Linked DNA regions of Mus musculus: region 1 is linked to region 2. Evidence: chromatin contacts called from ENCODE Hi-C or POLR2A ChIA-PET data. All regions are on one chromosome and are shown on one strand. The core of a region is the stretch at or near the end of the contact, and the rest is flanking DNA. Distances in the headings are between cores, read along the strand shown. Region 1 overlaps Gm35837 (a long non-coding RNA gene). Region 2 overlaps Col18a1 (collagen, type XVIII, alpha 1).

Region 1 (2,768 bases), core at 35-2,534, 91 kb before region 2:
AGCCCTGGCTGTCCTGGAACTCATTCTGTAGACCAGGCTGGCCTCGAACTCAGAAATCTGCCTGCCTCTGCCTCCCAAGTGCTGGGATTAAAGGTGTGTGCCACCACTGCCGGGCTACTGTTTTGGTTACAACTACAAAGGACTTAGAGAACATCTGTGCTGCTATGAGATCCAATAAGAATATAATGGGATTTTTTTCAAGTTAATATCATTAGGGATATCCTCTTTTAAAAGTGCAGGTTAAAGCAAGCAATTTTCTTTTCTTTTTAAGACTTCTTTTATTTCATTTATGTGAGTACACTGTAGCTATCTTCAGACACACCAGAAGAGGGCATCAGATCCCATTACAGATGGTTGTGAGCCACCATGTGGCTGCTGGGATTTGAACTCAGGACCTCTGGAAGAGCAGTCAGTGCTCTTACCCACTGAGCCATCTCTCCAGCCCCAAAGCAAGCAATTTTCAAGTAAAGAGCTGTAGAAGGGGTCTTTACAGCAACTGCCATGGCCAACCGAAGAGAAGCAGGTTGTTCAGAAGAAAGCCTCCTGTATGCTTTCTTATGTGATGCTCAGTAGCACCCAGAAACACAGCAGCCACCCAGAGAACACCGGAAGCACCAGCCCTCCCAAAACTGTGCATGGGAATCTTCAAGGTGACTGACGTTGTTTAAGGAGAAACCTGTAAGGTTTATTGAAGAAGGCGACTGTGGATGGAGTTCTCTGCCTTTTTTTTTTTTTTAAGTTAGTAGGTTTTCTTTTAAAGGGCAGTTTCAGGTTTATAGAAACTCATTCCATGCCAATGATTACCCATTTCATCATCCCACCCATCCATAGAAGGCACAGCACCAAGCGGATACGGATCTATTCTTCTTAATGGATCTGTTATTCCCCGTGGAATACCTTCAGATTTGCCCCCTGTCCCACACTCTGTGGGGCTGGACAAATGTCTAATGACTTGTGACCAGTAGTGTGGTCCTGTTTAGCAGGTTAATGATCAAACAGGGCCTCGTCAAGATTTAAAATGTAACAGTCATAACCTTTGTTATATATATTTTTTCCTTTCTGAAAATATTAGCCTTGGAAGGAAGCGTTTTCACAAGCAGCCACTGTTCAATCTCCAGGCATTCGTCCACAGAGCAGCCTGTCCAACCCTATCTTATCTGAGTTTACAGACACGTCGTCCAGAACTTCCTCCTCTGGGTGGAAGCTGACACCCTAATGGAACCTTTGACTCAGAACACCATTCGCTGGCGCTATGGACTGGAGTTCACGGGGAACGTGAGGGAGGTGAGGGAGGTTGTCTGTGCTTTTCCTGTACATTCGAGTTTGCACACTCACTCGCTCATTTCTGCCAGGCATCTTTCAAACAGAGGTGTCAGACAGCCTTGCCTGCTCCCTTTGAGAAGTAAGACAAGCTTCGTGGGAAGGAACTGGAGTTGTGCGGAGGCTTGACAGGTGGGACCAGGTGGCCCTCTGTCCTACCCTCCATACCTGTTCCGGTCACAGGATGGGGAGGGGGTGTGGGGAGAGAAAGAGAGAGGAAGGGGAATGTTTCTGCTCTCCTTGTAAGGAAGAAAGCCTTGCCTAGTTATCCTTGAAGATTTTTAGTCCCATCCCTTGAGAGGTGGAGGAAGGAGGCTAAGAAATCCAAGGCCATCCTTAGCTACTCAGGGAGTTTGAGGCTAGCCTGGGCTACATGAGACCCTGTCTTCAAAGAAACAATTTTTTATTGTTGTTGTTTTTTGTTGTTTTTCAAGACAGGGTTTCTCTGTATGTGTAGCCCTGGCTGTCCTGGAACTCATTCTGTAGACCAGGCTGGCCCCGAACTCAGAAATCCGCCAGCATCTGCCTCCCGAGTGCTGGGATTAAATGTGTGTGCCACCACTCGTGGCTGAAACAATTAAAAAAAAAATTCTTATTCTGTTGGATATGCCACATTTTACAAGTGTGCCAACTTTCCTAAGTGAAAGTGTCTATACTATTGAGATGTCTTCCTCTGTGGTATCCTGGGCATAGCCTTCTACATAGATTCTCTTTCTGATCGAATCGTATCAGCACAGGAGAACATAGTTCACGGAGAATGAATGTTCTTCATCCTGCCAGGCGTCTCTGCAGAGGGCAGGTGCTTTGCTCTGCGCACCTAGGGAAGGGCTAACTTGTGATTCACTGCCCTCCACCGAGGGCTCTCTGGTGTCTCCCCAGGCTGGGGAAGAAGCTTGATCAAGGGGACCTAGGGGATCTAGTGGGATTCTGGGCATTGCCAAGGGACGGTGGCCTGCCTGTGGCACAGCCTCACTGGCTGCATCAGCACCAGCCTTCCCTGTAGACACTCTCTGGAGAGGGGAGAAAAATCTCCAGAACTACCCTTTAAGATGGACTGAAGAAAAGGGTCAGCGGTTGGAAGCCTCACTGGCTGCTCTTCTAGAGGATCCAGGTTCAATTCCCAGCACCCAATTGGTGGCTCACAACTGTCTGTAGCTCTGGTTCCAAATAATCCATGGCACCAGGCATGTGCGTGATGCGCATATATATGCATGCAGGCAAGATGCCTATACACATAAAAATAAAATAAAATAAATCTCTCACGCCTGGGACAAGAGGGCAACTTTGGTTAAAACTCAGACTGTCCACACGCTGTGGCCAACTGCATCTGGCTTATATCAGCAAACTTGTAACCTGGCCTTTGAATGCCCAACTCCACTTCCAGCTGGTCCGGTTTTTATCGGTCTTCTCCATCGGTTCTTGCAGGCCCCGTAACAGCAAGCCCAGGA
Region 2 (2,821 bases), core at 48-2,547:
TTGAGGCATGCACAGAAACTCTGGATTCCAGAGATAGGTCAAAGCTACAAAGTTGCTGTGAACCTCCACAGGTAAGACTGGGCTTCCTGAAGCTGCTCTAATAAGCCAGCAAGAATCCTTGGCTTAAGACAAGTACCCAGCTGGAAGCAGGAAATGTGTCCGACTGGCTACAGTAGTCAGGAAATGTAACAGGCAGGTTCCTGCTGGGAAAACCATTCTGGCTTTCCTAGACTCTGGAAGCCGCTCACTCACCCCTGTAATTCCTTGGCTCCGCTCTGAAGACTAGCATGGCGGGGAGTCCCTCAGGTTGAACTCCTCTTCTCCCTAAGAGAGCCCCAGGGGTTAGGCTACCTCGTATCCCTGGCTTCCAGGGTGAAGAGGTCGGCAGTGTCTTTTACATCCACCTGTAGATTAATTGCTGCTGTAAGGCTCAGCAACCATAGCTTCTGAGGATGGCAGGCCTCTTGGGTATTGTTCTCACGGAGGAAAAGACATTTCTGACCCATATGACATAGCTATGGCTCGGACAGAGCAAATTTACCTGGTTGGGTGGGTGGGAGGCCTGGGTTCTTCTCCAGCATTGGTGTAGAGGGAAAATCCACTCCCAGTGTGGAACATAGGGCAGAGTCACGCTGTTCTGTGCCTTGCTGTCCAGTTTCTGGGCTCCCCACCCTTCACCCCAGGACCCCCACTCATGGGGTTTGCATTACACGAAAGGGAAGTGTTTGCTACCCACCAGGAGACAGTATATAATACGTTATCATCTGTTTGTAGCTGTATGGTGCAGGACCAGGCAAGCACCTAGTGATGCAGACAGAGAAGAGGCTTAGAGGCTGCTGGTGGGACTGGAGCTGCCCACATAAGGGTGGCCTGACACCTCTGTAAAACAGGGCACCGTAGGGGACAGGCTCCATTTATGCCTATTGGCTCCTCTTGTGTGTTTGTGTGTGCGCGGGCGTGCGCTCATGTGCACACGAATGTAAGTAAGAGCAAAGGTGTGGACAGAGGTGCCATGTGCCGATTGTGGGCTGAGAAGTTATTCTCTCGCTCAGAGTTACTGTATATAAATTTCTTTCCTGATACAGTATCATACCACAAAGAGCTCCTTAGAAGAGCTTGCTTGCAAGTGGCTAAGGAAACTGGGTCTATGGCTCCCTCTAGTGGCTAAGGAAGCTGGATCTATGGCTCCCTCTGGTGGCCAGCACCTCGTCTGAGACCATGTCCTGACAGTCTTGGCTGCCAGACAAGTCCAGGCTTTAGCAGAATCAGAGTGTTTCCCTGGAGTGCCTGCCTTGGTGGACACACGGAGGCTGGCACACTCCAGGATGCCAGAGCCCGACTTTGAAGGGATCTCAGCAGTTACTCACCTTGGCAGCTCAGCTTTAAATCCTGTCGAGTGAATCATGGCCCGCATGAATCTGTATCCTCTGCAGTGTGGGTGAAAGTCAGAGAAAGGCTCTGGGAAACGTTTGAGTGAGAACCTGGGCCACTCACCTGTTTCTTTCCCCATGTCATCAGTAGCCCAGAGTTGGTGGGAAGCTGATCTGGGGTGCCACCTGGCTTCCAGGCTGCAGGAGATGGGGGGTGGGGGTGGGGGTAGTCCAGTCCTGCCGCACAGCTTGGTTTTTTGGCATCTCTGCTCTTCCCTAATTGCATTCCATGGATTCTGGGTAGAATTTATTGTGTTACTTGACCACATGCCACCTGGTGAGACAGCTGGGGAAGAGCCAGGAAGCCAGCTGCCAGGTGTGGCTTGGCGGGCCACAGGTGGGTTTCTGAGCTGCCATTGGGAGGAAGTGGATCAGGCTGGGGTCCAGAGCTGACAGAAGCTAGGGACCTTTGTCTCTCCCAATCCCCTGCTGCTGTGACCTCAGTGACATACTCAACTGGACTTGGGAGTCATCTCAAATTTTTCAAAGAATCTGATGGCAGGGTAGGAAATGAGAATAGATTGTTGGCCATGGGCCCGGGCACAGCGTGGCACCTCACTCTGGGGGGAAGGCTAGCCTTTCTTCCAGCTGTGCAAAAACAGAAATGGGCCCCCAGGGCGCAGATTCTCAAGGACCTTCACCCGCATTCTGGCCATGGGAATTTCCACCACCAGCTGTTGCCTGATGAAGGCAGAATTCTTCACCACAGATCCCAGACCTCCTGTGGTTGGTCACTTTCTAGCAAAGAGTTAGTGCCATCATATTCTCTCTCTCTCTCCCTCCCCCCTCTTTCTCTCTCTCTCTCCCTCTCTCCATGTCTCTCCACCTGATCTTTAAGCAGGCTTTCTCTAGGGAACTCTGAGGAGGGTGATATGTAGATCCAGGCTGAGCATCACTAGCCTCTGTTGAGTGAGTAGTGTCTTTCTTTCTTTCTTTCTTTCTTTCTTTCTTTCTTTCTTTCTTTCTTTCTTTCTTTCTTTCTTTCTTTCTTTCTTTCCTTCTTCATCACTAGCCTCTGTTGAGTGAGTAGTGTCTTTCTTTCTTTCTTTCTTTCTTTCTTTCTTTCTTTCTCTCTTTCTCCCTTTCTTTCTTTCCTTCCTTCCTTCCTTCCTTCCTTCCTTCCTTCCTTCCTTCTTTCCTTCTTTCCTTCTTTCCTTCTTTTGTTTGTTTTTGTTTTCTGAGACAGGGTTTCTCTGTGTAGCCCTGGCTGTCCTGGAACTCACTCTGTAGAGCAGGCTGGCCTTGAACTCAGAAATCTGCCTGCCTATGCCTCCCGAGTACTGGGATTAAAGGTGTGCACCACCATGCCCAGCCAGTGTTTCTTTTCTATCCCACATGGGCAGCCCTTGGCAGCAGCCCTGGGAGGGTACAGGTTTCTTCTAGAGGAGATG

What was found. A loop is a pair of places that touch in the nucleus more often than their neighbours do. ChIA-PET counts read pairs that join two places held with the same protein, here RNA polymerase II (POLR2A).
Region 1: a loop to region 2 is called in a map of CH12.LX, with 2.2 times the contacts of the local background. The contact joins two enhancer-like sites. A Hi-C loop is called at or near these places in 2 of 37 maps with a recorded cell type or tissue (CH12.LX and heart). POLR2A ChIA-PET finds 5 or more read pairs at or near these places in 1 of 5 experiments (Patski).

The regions. Positions count from the first base shown.
Region 1 is chr10:77,219,772-77,222,539 of GRCm38, reverse strand. The region is part of intron 1 of Gm35837 (a long non-coding RNA gene); the gene reads right to left. Among named protein-coding and RNA genes, the nearest start is that of Gm40704, 10 kb to the right of the region's middle. Within about 2 kb of position 1,284, at least 1 of the 3 ENCODE cell types and tissues checked has a DNase peak (open chromatin) inside an H3K27ac peak, as active enhancers do; it is heart, where a contact is called at or near this core.
Region 2 is chr10:77,129,112-77,131,932 of GRCm38, reverse strand. The region is part of intron 2 of Col18a1 (collagen, type XVIII, alpha 1); the gene reads left to right. Among named protein-coding and RNA genes, the nearest start is that of Col18a1, 36 kb to the left of the region's middle. Within about 2 kb of position 1,297, at least 2 of the 3 ENCODE cell types and tissues checked have a DNase peak (open chromatin) inside an H3K27ac peak, as active enhancers do; they include heart, where a contact is called at or near this core.